3 separate regions of the Homo sapiens genome follow, and all the other regions are linked to region 2. Evidence: chromatin contacts called from ENCODE Hi-C or POLR2A ChIA-PET data. All regions are on one chromosome and are shown on one strand. Each heading gives the region's core, a stretch centred on a gene start or an enhancer-like site at or near the end of the contact. The rest is flanking DNA. Distances are from core to core; before and after follow the strand shown. Region 1 holds the start of ZNF396 (zinc finger protein 396). Region 2 overlaps GALNT1 (polypeptide N-acetylgalactosaminyltransferase 1). Region 3 has its middle 38 kb from the start of ZNF396.

What was found. A loop is a pair of places that touch in the nucleus more often than their neighbours do. ChIA-PET counts read pairs that join two places held with the same protein, here RNA polymerase II (POLR2A). Pooled maps may share reads with other maps.
Region 1: a loop to region 2 is called in a pooled map, with 3 times the contacts of the local background. The contact joins the promoter of ZNF396 here to the enhancer-like site in region 2. A Hi-C loop is called at or near these places in 6 of 50 pooled maps. POLR2A ChIA-PET finds 5 or more read pairs at or near these places in 2 of 52 experiments (MCF 10A and T-cell).
Region 3: a map with no recorded cell type shows a loop between it and region 2 (6-fold over the local background). The contact joins two enhancer-like sites. A Hi-C loop is called at or near these places in 3 of 168 maps with a recorded cell type or tissue (Calu3, MCF 10A and PC-9), 10 of 37 single-sample maps with no recorded cell type and 13 of 50 pooled maps. POLR2A ChIA-PET finds 5 or more read pairs at or near these places in 3 of 52 experiments (K562, MCF 10A and OCI-LY7).

What each region holds. Positions count from the first base shown.
Region 1 is chr18:35,374,742-35,379,054 of GRCh38, forward strand. ZNF396 (zinc finger protein 396) reads right to left here and starts at 2,596. Exons shown (of 4, transcript NM_001322286.2): 1 at 2,537-2,596. RefSeq lists silencers at 2,112-2,301, 2,312-2,381.
Region 2 is chr18:35,615,194-35,619,561 of GRCh38, forward strand. All of the region lies in intron 1 of GALNT1 (polypeptide N-acetylgalactosaminyltransferase 1), which reads left to right. Among named protein-coding and RNA genes, the nearest start is that of MIR3975, 26 kb to the left of the region's middle. Within about 2 kb of position 1,863, at least 20 of the 41 ENCODE cell types and tissues checked have a DNase peak (open chromatin) inside an H3K27ac peak, as active enhancers do.
Region 3 is chr18:35,413,442-35,417,779 of GRCh38, forward strand. No RefSeq gene overlaps it. Among named protein-coding and RNA genes, the nearest start is that of ZNF396, 38 kb to the left of the region's middle. Within about 2 kb of position 2,175, at least 2 of the 41 ENCODE cell types and tissues checked have a DNase peak (open chromatin) inside an H3K27ac peak, as active enhancers do.

The DNA.
Region 1 (4,313 bases), core at 1,346-3,845, 240 kb before region 2:
CCGCCTTGGCCTCCTGAGGTGCTGGGATTACAGGCTTGAGCCACCACGCCAGGCCCAGAAACCATGCTTTTGAAGAATACTTCTTTAAGAGAACCAAACAGCTAAGACTCATTAATTCATATGCATAAGTGATTCACAATTCATTCTGAAAACCATGCCCACAAGGCTACTGAATATTACAATAAGAGATCAGCCAGGATTGCATAGAAGCTCCCAGATAATGGAAATAAGGGAAGCCTGAGAAATGCTCTAACTCTGGAGCCAGTTCAAAGAGCCAATCGGTATTTAGTGTGCTGCAAAGAGCTCAAAGAAATAGTCTCATGAGGGAAGCACTTTTGTGTGACTTTTTTCAGCTTTTACTGTTAAAACATTACTTCGACATTAAAGGAACCATTAAAAAAAAAATAAACCAATCAGCTGGGCACTGTGCTTATGCCTGAAATCCCAGCACTTTGGGAAGCCGAGGTGGGAGATGGGAGGATCACCTGAGCCCAGGAGTTTGGGACCAGCCTGTGCAACATAATGGGACCCCATCTCTACCCCACCAAAAAAAAAAAAAAAAGAAAAAACAACAAAAAAGGCAATCACGTTCCTTCATCTGAATGTATTTCTATTTTTTTCCATATCCATATTACTTACTTAACTATTTTAAAATACTTAGGTTGTTTCTAATTTCACTATTATAATTAATGCTGGGAGGCACATCTTTATGAATATACTGTTTTTCTCCTTTCAAAGTATTTCTTTCAAGCATGTCCCAAGGCCTCTGCTTGTTGAGGATCAAAGGAGAAGAGCAAATTCTGTCTTGCTATGTATTATCAAAATATTGCACAAAGACTGTATCAATTCACAATACCATCACAATCATAGTGACTTGTGAGGGCAACGATTTCTTCAAGTATTATTAGCTCGTTAGCAACAAAGTTGGGGGGGGACGGCACTTTCCTTTGTATCATTTTACTGTTAAGTATCACCAGTAACTAATCTCATTTTGTTGTTGTTGTTGTTTTGTTTTGTTTGAGACAGAGTCTGGCCCTGTTGCCCAGGCTGGAGTACAATGGCGGGATCTTGGCTCACTGCAACCTCTGCCTTCTGGGTTCAAGCGATTCTCCTGCCTCAGCCTCCCAAGTAGCTGGGATTGCAGACGTGTACCACCACGCCCGGCTAATTTTTATAATTTTAGTAGAGACGGGGTTTCACCATGTTGGCCAGGCTGGTCTCGAACTCCTGACCTCAGGTGATCCCTCTGCCTCGGCCTCCCAAAATGCTGGGAGTACAGGCGTGAGGCTCTGCACCCGGTCTAATCATATTTTTTAAATTGGGCAGGAGGTATATGATAGTGTTTGTACAACTTCAGCAAATGATGACTACTTTAAAAATCTTACGTGCGCCTCCGTCTTCCATCGTTATGTATCCTGCCATTTGACTTATTTTCTCACTTCACCAAGTATTGTTCTAGGCCCTGTATAAAGCCTGTGAGTTCATAAAGTTGTTACCAAATAAATGATACAACTTTACACAATGATGTGCTATGAAACAAACAATAGCAGACACACATATTAACAGAATTTACTATGTGCCAAGCACTGTTTTGAACACCTTAGTAAAAATAAACAAAGGTTAAATCCTCATAAAAGCCCTAGATTATTTTTACCCCCATGTTGTAGACGGGGAAGCAGTCACAGCAAAGCCAGGTACTCTGGCCAAGGGCAAAGCTGGGGTCTGAACCCAGGCCGTCCACATTTATCCATGGTGCTGTGTGGTTAGAGGCCATAGGCAGCAGGGGCCCTTGTGGTGACCCCTGCGCGTTGTCTCAGCGCAGAGGAGGAAGTGGCGGCAGGCAGCCGCGCTCCCAGATGAAGCGGGGCCAGAAGAGTCTGGGGAACAAGACCTGAGAGGTGGGAAGGGTTGAGGCCACCGGTTTGGAGCCGTCAGGTACCCTAAGGGATATATGAGGGACCCCGGGGCTAAAGCAGCCTCTGGAAGAGAGTGGCCGCCCTGTCACTTCAGCACCAGGCGCAGAATCTGTGCTAAACCTGAGGTGAGGGTAAGGAACCCCCGACACCGCACGACAACCAGAAAGAACGTCCCTGGAGGGGAGGCTTCGATCAAAGCCTGGGACGCAGGGGTCTTTCTGCAGGGGACGCCGCTCTCGGCTCTACCCTGCTGTGGTGGGCCGGCTCTGGGAGGGCTGGCTTCCGACCATCTCCCGACCTCCCGCGCCCACCGCGCCGCGCCGCGCGCCTCCCAGGCTGGGAACCGCCGGGGCGAAGCGGCAGGTGGCGCGGGTTCACCTGGCAGGGCAGGCGCCCGGGGTCCGCCGGGGAAGGACGAGGGGAAGGGGTGCGCGGACTCAGGGGCAGGCAGCGGAGGGGAGGGGCCTGGGGATCTGGGACGGTGTAAGGGTGCTGCACTTGCGCGCGAAGGGAGGGGTGGCGACGAGTCCGCGGCCGCCTCTCCGCGTCCCCCTTCCACCACCCGGGGACCACCGCCTCTGACCGCAGCCTGGGGGCCCTAAAGAGGCCTCGGGTCTCACCTCCCGACGCCGTCGGGGAGAAACCGGGGAACTGCCAGCTGCGCAACAACTTCCGGTTCTGGTGGCGGGTCGGGGCGGGGCCCGGAACGCGGGGACGTTGCCATGGAGAAGAGCCGCTGTGGCCGCGCACTTGGGACAGGGAAAGAGAACCGGGAGGCTCGACCGGTGGGAATCCAGCTGCTCTGCTCAGTGTTCCGTTCAATAAACTAGCATTGTTGCTTCGCAAAGTGCTTTTGCTTACATTATTCATTTACTCCGGTAACTCAGTAAGGTTATTCCCATTTTACAGAAAATAAACTCAAATGTCCTGTGACTTGCCAAGGATTACAGAGAGGGGCGAATGCTGTGCTGTCTACCGCTGAGTACAATCCCTAATACCATTCCCACTCCCGAAGTGGTTACACCCCAAGTACTGACGTTTTAAGGGACAAGTTTGACATCCGCAACCCCATGCTTTCACAGGAGAACACAATGGCCCTTGAAAAAGTGAGAACTGACCCACATAAAATTTGTTACAATACATACACATATCTCTCCTCAGATAATCTTAATCTCAATTGAAAAATAAGTTTGAGGCCGGGCGCGGTGGCTCATGCCTGTAATCCCAGCACTTTGGGAGGTCGAGATGGGCAGATCACATGAGCCAAGGAGTTCGAGACCAGCCTGGCCAACATGGCTAAACCGCATCTCTACAAAACATACAGAAATTAGCCGAGTGTAGAGACGCATGCCTGTAGTCCCCGCTTCTTGGGAGGCTGAGGGGTGAGGATCACCTCAATCTGGGGAGGTGGAGACTGCAGTTAGCCATGATTGCGCCACTGCCCTCCAGCCTGGGCTGCAAAGTGAGAGCGTCTCAAAAAATAAATAAATAAATAAATTTAAGCCTAAATGCACCACAGCCCCACCTCGTGACTTCCTTCTCTAGCCCCTTTCCCTAGGGACTCCTGGAAAATGTACTTGTACTCGTAACTGAGGAATTAGGGAGAGGACGGAGATGCTTGAAAAGCACTTGCTAATTAATAAAGAACAATAACAAAAAATCCCTTTTGGTATGACGCCGCCCCAAAAGTATGTTAGTACTGGAATCTGAAGTGAAGAAAGAAGAGGCTGGTTTACTCAGTTTATGACGCTAGGGGACTAGGGAGAGGTTTGGATCCCAATTAGAGTACAGTAAAACTAAATCTGAAGAAATTCTTGCTTCAAACAAGGGGCTTTCACAGGATAAGACTTTTTGCTGATGCAGCTGCCAACACAAATAGCAAACAGCCCAAAAGTGCAGGTGGGAATGTGTTTCTGGCGCTGGTGGGTAGGGTAGGTTAAATGACTCACGTCAGGGGAGAATTTGAAACGAGGGCAAGGCTTGGCAGTGGTGTGAAGTCACAGGAGACAATTTAAGGAGAATATGAACGACAGTCAGAAGCTTCAAGGAGAAGGAGGAACTGTGGGATGTGGCAAGAGGTCAGGGATGATGAATTCATGGGTATGGTCCACCAAACAGCCAGATATCAGAGGCCAAAGTTAAAAACAGCAACAACAAAAAAGGGAGCAGACATAAAAGATTGATTAGAAAAGTTTCACAGTCAGGTAGTTAGAGCAAGAACAGGTTTTTGTTTGCTGTTTTAATTTTTTAAAAATTTTGGGGGTAAAGTGAAAAGAAATTAGCAGGAATAAGGTCCCAGTAGGGTGAGCACCTACTATATACCAGTTGTATCGTAAACACCGGGAATTCAATGGTAAAATATAGATTCTTGCCCTTTAGGGGCTAATAGACTAAGTA
Region 2 (4,368 bases), core at 613-3,112:
AGATAGTGTAAAACTTTAATCATTGAGATGGCATAATATTTGGACAAGCATAGACAAATAGATAATGGAAGGAAGTTAAGGCAAAAACCAGAACTCTAAGTACGTGGAAAGCTAATACATGACAGAGCTAATGTTACAAATCAAGGAAATGGAATACGTTTTAAATGGTTGGGATTCTTAGCCACATTTTAAAAAATGGTTTTTACTAACACTGTATTAAAAAAAGCAATTTCAGATGGATTAAAGACTAGATTGTGAAAGGCAAAACTTAAGCCTCCAGAATAAAATATTAGAGAGTATTTTAGACCTCAGGCTTTGGAAGCCAAAAGCACAATTGTTGAAGGAAAAGGTTTATTAATTTGGCTGTACTAAAATTAAGATCTCTTGGGTTTTGTGTGCATGGAAAGGAGAGTGTAAAGACTAGTCACAAATACACAAGTAGAATATATTTTGCATACAAAGGATAAGGATTTTTAGAATCAGTAATGCACACACCCATATGTCAGTACGCATACATACGTAAGTGTGAAAACAGTTAATGGCAGAAGAAAGCAAGAGCTGTTTCTTAGGAGAAAAATGAATAGCCAGTAAACAGTTGTTTTCAGGGAAATACAAATTAAAGCTACATTGACAAAATTGTAAAAGTTGGACATTGTCAAGTATACCACTGCACTACTCCATGGCAGAGGTTGGCAGACTTTTCTGTAAAGGGCCAGATAGTAAGTATTTTAGCCTTTGCAGGCCGTACAGTCTCTGTAAAGGCCAACAACTTTGACGTTGTAGTGCAAAAGCAGCTGTAAACCATATATAAATGAATGAGAGTGGCTGCATTCCCATAAAATTTTATTTACAAAAATACTAGTTTGCCACCCCTTGCTCTATGACACCAAAGTTAGTGAACTACATCAATATGGATGAGTCTTAAAAACGTAATGTTGGATTTAAAAGGTAGCAGAAGAATACATTATAATATGATTTAATTTATGTAAATTGCAGAGGTAGACAAGGTAAAGGATACAGGTTTGTGGGTTTCATCATAGTTGCTGGGACCTGACTAATTTTGAATTCTGGCCTTGACATGTATAGTCTATGTGACGCTGGCCAAATTACCTAACTTTTTAAAGTGTCAGTTTTCCTATCTGTAAGATGGTGTGCATAATAGTACCTGGCTTACTGGGTTGTTGGGAGTATTGTTATACAGTGCCCATCAAAGTGCTCAGCACACAGTAAGTGCTTGGTAATTGTTGTTATGCTTTTATTCTCCTGTTTAATTTATATCTCTATTAAAAGAAATATAGCTGTTATTGCTTTGGACACTGGGTGTTTTTTTTATCTGACCTGCATTGCATATGGCTAATGAGAAGTACTAAGGCTTGCATATCCTCACCTGAAGTCTTGAGTAATGTTTGATTCCTTTTGCTTAGCACAGGTTGTAAAACCTTCTAGTGTTTTAGTGTTGTGTTTTAATCTCCACATTCATGGTAGCTTGCTGAATACTTGGCAGAAACAGCTTCCAGTGTCACGTAATCTTTCTCTGTGGCAGTTAGCATCGTCTCAGACTCCTTTTTCAGAGCTCTCTCCTCCTTTGTATTGGCACCACTCTTCAAATTCTGTGACTTCTCAGACCTTCCAGTCCTCTAGTATGGTCCACCCCTCAAACTTCTGACTCTTCAGCTTCCTCAGCTGAAAATGAAGATAAAACCCACTTGAAAGGGTTGTTATTAGGATAAAATTCTCTCTCTAATGCCTAAGCCACTGAGGAACCCTGTAACCATAGATCCTGACTCATTTATGCCAGAGTGAGGTGTGGTATGAAAACAAACAAAACTTTATGAGTAGTTCCTTCCCCATTTGAGCAGCAGTGACGGGTGAATGTAATGCAAGCGGCGCATTGCAGGCATTCAGACAGCTCCCCCCTCCATTTCCTGTCTGTGGCTACTGTTCTCTAGACTCTTCTCTCACACCACCAAGAATCATTTATTACAGGTATTTATATTGACCATTTCCTCCCTAAGGACAGTGATGTTGTCTAACTCATCTTTGTTCTCATATGGTCTGGTAAAATGCTTGGCATATAGTAGGGCAGTTAACAAATTTGTTAAGTGAACAAATGTCTACTATATGCCTTGCTTTTGTTCACAGAACACCAGTGTATGCAGTATTTGGCCTGCCAAAGTAAGATGTTAAATCCAAAGTAAGATGTTAAATCCTAATTTAGCGTTTAGCTATCTGAAACACGTTTAAAAGTTACTTCTTTGTTTTAACATCATATTTCGAGAAATTCTAACATATATAAAAGTAGACAGAACAGTGAAACGAGCCCTCTTAAACCTGTATCCATTCTCCAGATTCAGCAAACACATTTTCCCACTTGTGTTCCACCTCTCAATCTAACCTCACTCCCCTGCTCTTAAGCCCAAGTATTTTAAAGCAATGGAAGACATCATGTCATTTTACCTCTAACATTCTTCAGTATAGATCCTTTAAAATGAGAACATTTTGAATATGACCACAATGCTGTTAACATTCCTAATTAACAGTGATTGCTTAGTAGCATCTGTAACCCAGTTCATAATCATATTTCCTCAGTGGTCCCTAAAGTGTCTTTTTAAGTTGATTTGTAGATTCAAAACTCAAAACAAGATCAACATAGCACATTTAGTTTTTTTAAAAAAGCTTTCCTTAAAAAAATAAAAACAATACCTATTTTAAAAATTATTTCTCTCCCTTTCTCTTCTTCTTTTCTTTTCGATAACTCTTCAGATTAGGGTTCTTTATAATGAAACCATAAACTTTGCTCTAGCAGATAAAGGTTTCATCTTTTAAGACTGCTTTGCTGTTCTTTTTTTTTTTTTTTGATAGCCAAGCACTTAACATGTATAGAGAGCACTACTGCAGTTAACAGCACAGCAAAATGCAAAACTGTTAACTGCTCTGATTTTTCTTGTGCAATGAGATAGCATTATGTGCAGTACCATTAGGAAAATAATTTTACATCATTTTCATTCATAATTAACATTATTTACATTAAATGTAGTCTAAACCTGTAAAATAATCTTGTATTCATTAAAAAGTATATATTCTTTGGTATGTTTAGTTTAAATACATCTTTAAAAAATTTTAGTTATTCCTCTTGAATTTATGGTTAGGGTCTCAAGAAGGAAGCTTGAGACTAGACTGTAATGTGTGTTTGAAAAAGACTGCTCATGGATGAACTTAATTCTTAAATTCTCTAAAGCTCAAGTGGAGAAATGACATCTGCAAAAAATTTATCTTTTAGTTGCATTATGGGTAATAAAGACAAACATGTGTAACTGTTTAGTGTATTTAAAAGAAAAGGAGAGATAACCCAAGTGATTAGAGGTTTTAGTAGAATAGTTTTGAGAATTAGAATTTTAAAAAATAATACAAAAGAAATGTTTGAGTTATTGATGTGAATTAAATAGCAGGTTTATTTCAGAGTTTTTTTTTTCCAACAATTTACTTAACTTTCCTATTACATTGTTAAGTAAAATGTCAACTTAATTGTACTGCACTGTTTTTGTTTGTTTGTTTGTTCTGAGAGCAGGAAGCAAATCCTATAATCAGCCCTCCAAAGAGCTGAAACAAATATGAAGAAAAGGCGCTTGAGGTCATCCCCTAGAATGGATCTTAACTGATAGCAATGCAGAAGCAGCCTGAGACTACAGGGCAGACCGAGTTGAGGGAGGGAGGCAGAGAATAGCTTTTCACAGGAAAATCAGCAGGCAAGAATGCAAAACAATCACTAACGCTATAAACTAAGAGACGTTAAATGACATTAGGGAGAGACTAGTAAGAGAGAAACCAAGTTAGAAAACACAGCAACTTAAAAACCGATATGCCAAATTACTGATTAGTTAAGGAAAAAAGGAAGGGTATGGTTGTTTTGCAGTGTGTGGTACCTGCGATAAATCTGTAAGGTAGAATTTGTGACTAACCAGAACACTGTCTTTCTGTAACATGCTAATATATGTTTTGTTTTGTTTTTTCAATGGTAACTAAATATTTCAGGCTATTATTAGGGCCAAAAATCTAAAATCTACCCCTAACTCAAGTTTTGGTTTTTATTTGTTCTGTTGAGCAAATCTGAAAACTTTTTAGATCTCAAAAGGTCGCTTAAGTTAGTAACCTAGTAACATCAGACAGTGTATTAAGGAAAGCAATTCTCAAAAGAACCTTCATGCTTACAAATGTAAAAAAAAGAATTTCATCTAAGGGTACTACTGTCCTTTGAGATTTTTTTTCTTCTTTTTCTCCTCACAGATGATCCAGTTATACAGGAGGAAAAGTATGGCACTGAGCTCTGGGGAATGCATGGAAAAAAAAATTGGGAAAAGGGAGTGACAA
Region 3 (4,338 bases), core at 925-3,424, 200 kb before region 2:
ATATTTTATATAATACAAGCTACCAGGGAGGATTTCAGAATGGTCTTTGTCTTGGTTAAAACGTGATCAAACACCACCATACCTTAAAAAACAGCTACAATGAAAATTGAATTAATTAATTAAAATTAAATTAGAACAGAAAATTTAACTACTTAAACTAAAGCACATAAATTATGTTTTTAAAGGTCAGATTTCTGCTCCTATTCAAGGTAAACTAACTGATACGTATTTAACCTCCCACCTGAAACAACAACAAAAAAGGGAAAAACACACAAAATATATGAAATAATTGTTTGAAGACACTGGACATCAGGCAACAAAAGACAGTGATCCTTGAGAAAAGGAAAACAAATGATTGCCCCAGCTTATTGGTTTGAGATTTTTAGGCAACAGTACAGGGAAGGAGACCCAAGCAAAGCAAGACCGAACTACATGTTGCCTATAAGAAACCCATTTTAAATATAAAGATAGAAACAAAGAATGCAAATTGGTAATTGCCAAGGGCTATAAGGAGGAGGAAATGAATAGTGACTGCTTAATGGATTTTCTTTTAGGGGGATGAAAATATTTTGGAACTAAATAGAGCTAGTGGTTGTACAACATTGTAAATGTATTAAATGTCACTGAATTGTGCACTTTAAAATAATTACTTTTAAGTTATGTGGATTTCACTTAAAAAAAAAAAAAAGAAAGAAAACTAGGCCAGGTACAGTGATTCACACCTGTAATCCCAGCATTTTGTGAGGCCGAGGCAGATGGATCACTTGAGGTCAGGAGTTCAAGACCAGCCTGGCCAACATGGTGAAACCCAGTCTCTATGAAAAAAAAAATACAAAAATTAACTGGCCATGGTGGTGGGTACCTGTAATCCCAGCTACTCAGGAGGCTGAGGCAGAAGGATTGAACCTGGGAGGCTGCAGTGAGCCAAGATCGTGCCACTGCAGCCTGGGTGAGAGAATGAGGCTCCATCTCAAAAAAACAAAACAAGACAAAACATTAAAACCCAACAAATTAAAAAAAAGAAAGAAAGAAAACTAACGAGACATGCAAGCGTACAAAACCATATAAATAACCAGCTACCTACAGGAGAGCTAGAAAATAAAGTTAAAAGACTCAGTCTTTAAAATAATTATGCTTGTTGTGTTCATTGAGAGATGAAAGATTGAGGATTTTGACAGAGACATATAAAGTATATAAAAAAGAAAATTCTAGAACTGTAAATACAACTATCAAAATTAGTAACTCAGTGGATGGAGTTAGGTGGAGAATAGATAGCTGAAGAGAGAATTCATGAACTTTCAATGGATCAGAAGACAATATCCAGAGTACAATATTGGGAGATGAAAGATAGAAAAAGCAGAAGCTGGGGTAAGAGACAAAGAAGTTAGACAAAGAAGTCCCAGAAGGAGAAGAGTAGGGAAGTGCAATAGAAGCAGTATTTGAAGAGTTAATAATTGAGAATTTAAAAAAGTTGATTAAAGGTATTAAGCCATAAATTAAGCTGACTTCAAAGCAGAAACAGTGGAATCTGGACACAATGGAATGATGCCTTAAATGCTAAAAAAAAAAAAAAAACAACAAAAAAAAAACTATTAGCCAATGAATACTTTAGGCAACAAGTGCTCCACAGTTCATAAGTGGGAACATTCACTTAGGACAGGAGAGATGTGAAAGGGTCACGGGAGATGGGTAAGGTTTGAGAAGGTCACTAAAGAGGCATTAGCAAGTGATGTTTTACAGCCAAGTGGTCAGGAAATCTCAGGGTCTGAACACTGATTCAGTCTGTTTGGGTAAAACTGAGCTCCTATTACTAGGGGTAGAATGGAAATTGAGGCTAGAAAGGGTCAGTAAGAGCAAGATGGTGAATGATCTCATTTTACAGGTGATAGGAAGTATTGGAGGTGTATCTGTGGCATCTCTACCTTGTTTCTTGGGAGGACACCACTAGTAAAACCTTTCTGACATTTTCCTGGTGTAGGTATAAATCACACTGTCTCTTGCCACTTTACTATGAGTGAAATGAAATTTAGATAAGTGCCAGGTTCAGCCTGCTCTGTACTTTCACTCCCTTGTGAGAACATATTATTGAATTGCCATTTTTAAAGAATCCAGTTGCAATGAATCTTATTTCCTCTTTCATTTGTTCCTCTGGAGCCAGAGTGAGACAGTAGATTAGGAAGGGAAGAGAAAATATAGAAGTTCCCTTTCAAAGTTGCTTTCACATGGCTGACCTTTCGATTTATTTTCTCTCTAAGTACCACACTTATTTTAGTCATAACCTTTCCCTTTTTGTCTCCGTAAGGGCAGACGCTCCTTATAAACCCACATGGTCTTCATCAGCCCACATGAATTCCGTCTTGCTTAACTGTGTTTTTCTCATCTCTGAGTGTCACTCCTATTTGGCTCCCTCCTCCAGAGTCCTACTCTGACACCTCTGGTGCACATCCTTGCATAATTCATAAATCTTAAAAAAAAATCTGTGGTGCTCTTTATCATGTGTTTTAAATCACATTAATGGCAGTGTGCTTTTAGAATCCTGTAATTTGACCTACTGAACCGAAAGTCTAACTTTCCAATCTTTTATCTTTTATTTGCATTTCTTGGGGTTTTTGGTTTTGGTATTATTCACTTCCTTTAAGATTTCTCAACTTTAACTTTTGCTGATTTAAAATTTATGCCATAAATTTGATATAGTACTCCACTTCTAATTGTTGTATGCAATGCGCAGCTTTCCAGACAGGGTATACATAAAGGGGTTTCAGTGCACAGATGTATGTACACATTTAATTGCACTAGTGTCAGGTTGCTGTCCAGAATGGCTGCATCAGTGTTCACTTCCACCATCGAAGCATGAAGTTTTTTATTTATTTTGTTTGTTTGTTTGCTTTTGAGATACAGTCTCCCTCTGTCACCCAGGCTGGACTGCAGTGGCATAATCACAGCTCACTGTAGCCTTGACTGCCTAGGCGCAAGTGATTTTCCATTTGCCTGCTCCTGTGCCAATATCCACTGTTTTAATATTGTGTCTACAGTATGTCTTCACAATTAATTAGTAAGACAATTTGTCCTTCTTTGTTTTTATTATCAAATTGACTTATCAGGCTGGGCACAGTGGCTCATGCCTGTAATCCCAACACTTTGGGAGGCCGTGGTGGGAGGGTTCGCTTAAGCCCAGGAGTTTGAGACCAGCCTGGGCAACATAGTGAGACCTCATTTCTACAAAAGACAAAAGTAAAAATTTAGCCTGGCATGGTGGCGTGTGCCTGTGGTTCCAGCTACTCAGGAGGCTGAGGTGGGAGTATCACTTCAGCCTGGGAGTTCGAGGCTGCAGTGAGCCATGATCATGCCACTGCATGCCAGCCTGGAGGATAGAGTGAGACCATGTCTCAAAAAAAAATTGACTAATCTATTTGAGAATCTTTAGTATTCTACTACATTTTAGAATAAGTTTGCCAAATCTTTAAAAAAAATCTTGTTGCAACTTTAGTAAGGATTACATTTAATTTACAGATTAGTTTGGAAGAAACAACTTTGTAAAGTGTTCTCATTACATCCTTGTACATTTATGTAAATATTCTTTTATTTCATAATTAAAAGCTTTATAGAAATAAAATTGTCATACAAACCGTGCATATGTTTAAAACACACAAATTGGTAAGTTTTGACATACGGATTAACCCATGAAACCATCACAAATATCAAGATAGTGAACAAATCCATAATCCCCTCAGACTTCCTTGTGTCCTTTTGTAATTCCTTTCTCCCATCTCTCTCCACATCCCTGTCTTTGTGTAACCTGTGATGCCCTCTCATCACTATAGATTAGTTTGCATTTTCTAAAGTTTTTAGTTAATGGAATCATACAGGAGGTACTTTTTTGTCTGGCTTCTTTCATTTGGCATGATAATTTTGAGATTCATCCATCTTGTAGCACGAATCAACAATTCCTTCCTGTTTATTGCTGAGTAGTATTCCACTGTATGGATATACCACAATTTATTTACCCATTCACTGGTCAGTGGACAGTTGAGTTGTTTTCAGTTGTTGGCTATTACAAATAAAGCTTCTATGAACATTTGCATAAAATTGTTTGCAGGAACATATGCTTTCTTTTCTTTTGGGTAAGTACATGGGAAAGAAATGATTGGGTTAGAGGGTAGGTATATGTTTAACTTCTTAAGAAGTTGCCAGACTGTTTTTCAAAGTGTTGGTATAATTTTACATTCCCACAAGCAGTGTAAGAGTTCTAGTTCCTTCAAATCCTTACCAGCAGGTTGTATGATTAGTCTTTTTAATTTTAGCCATTCTAGCAGGAGTGCAGAGGTATCTTATTGTGGT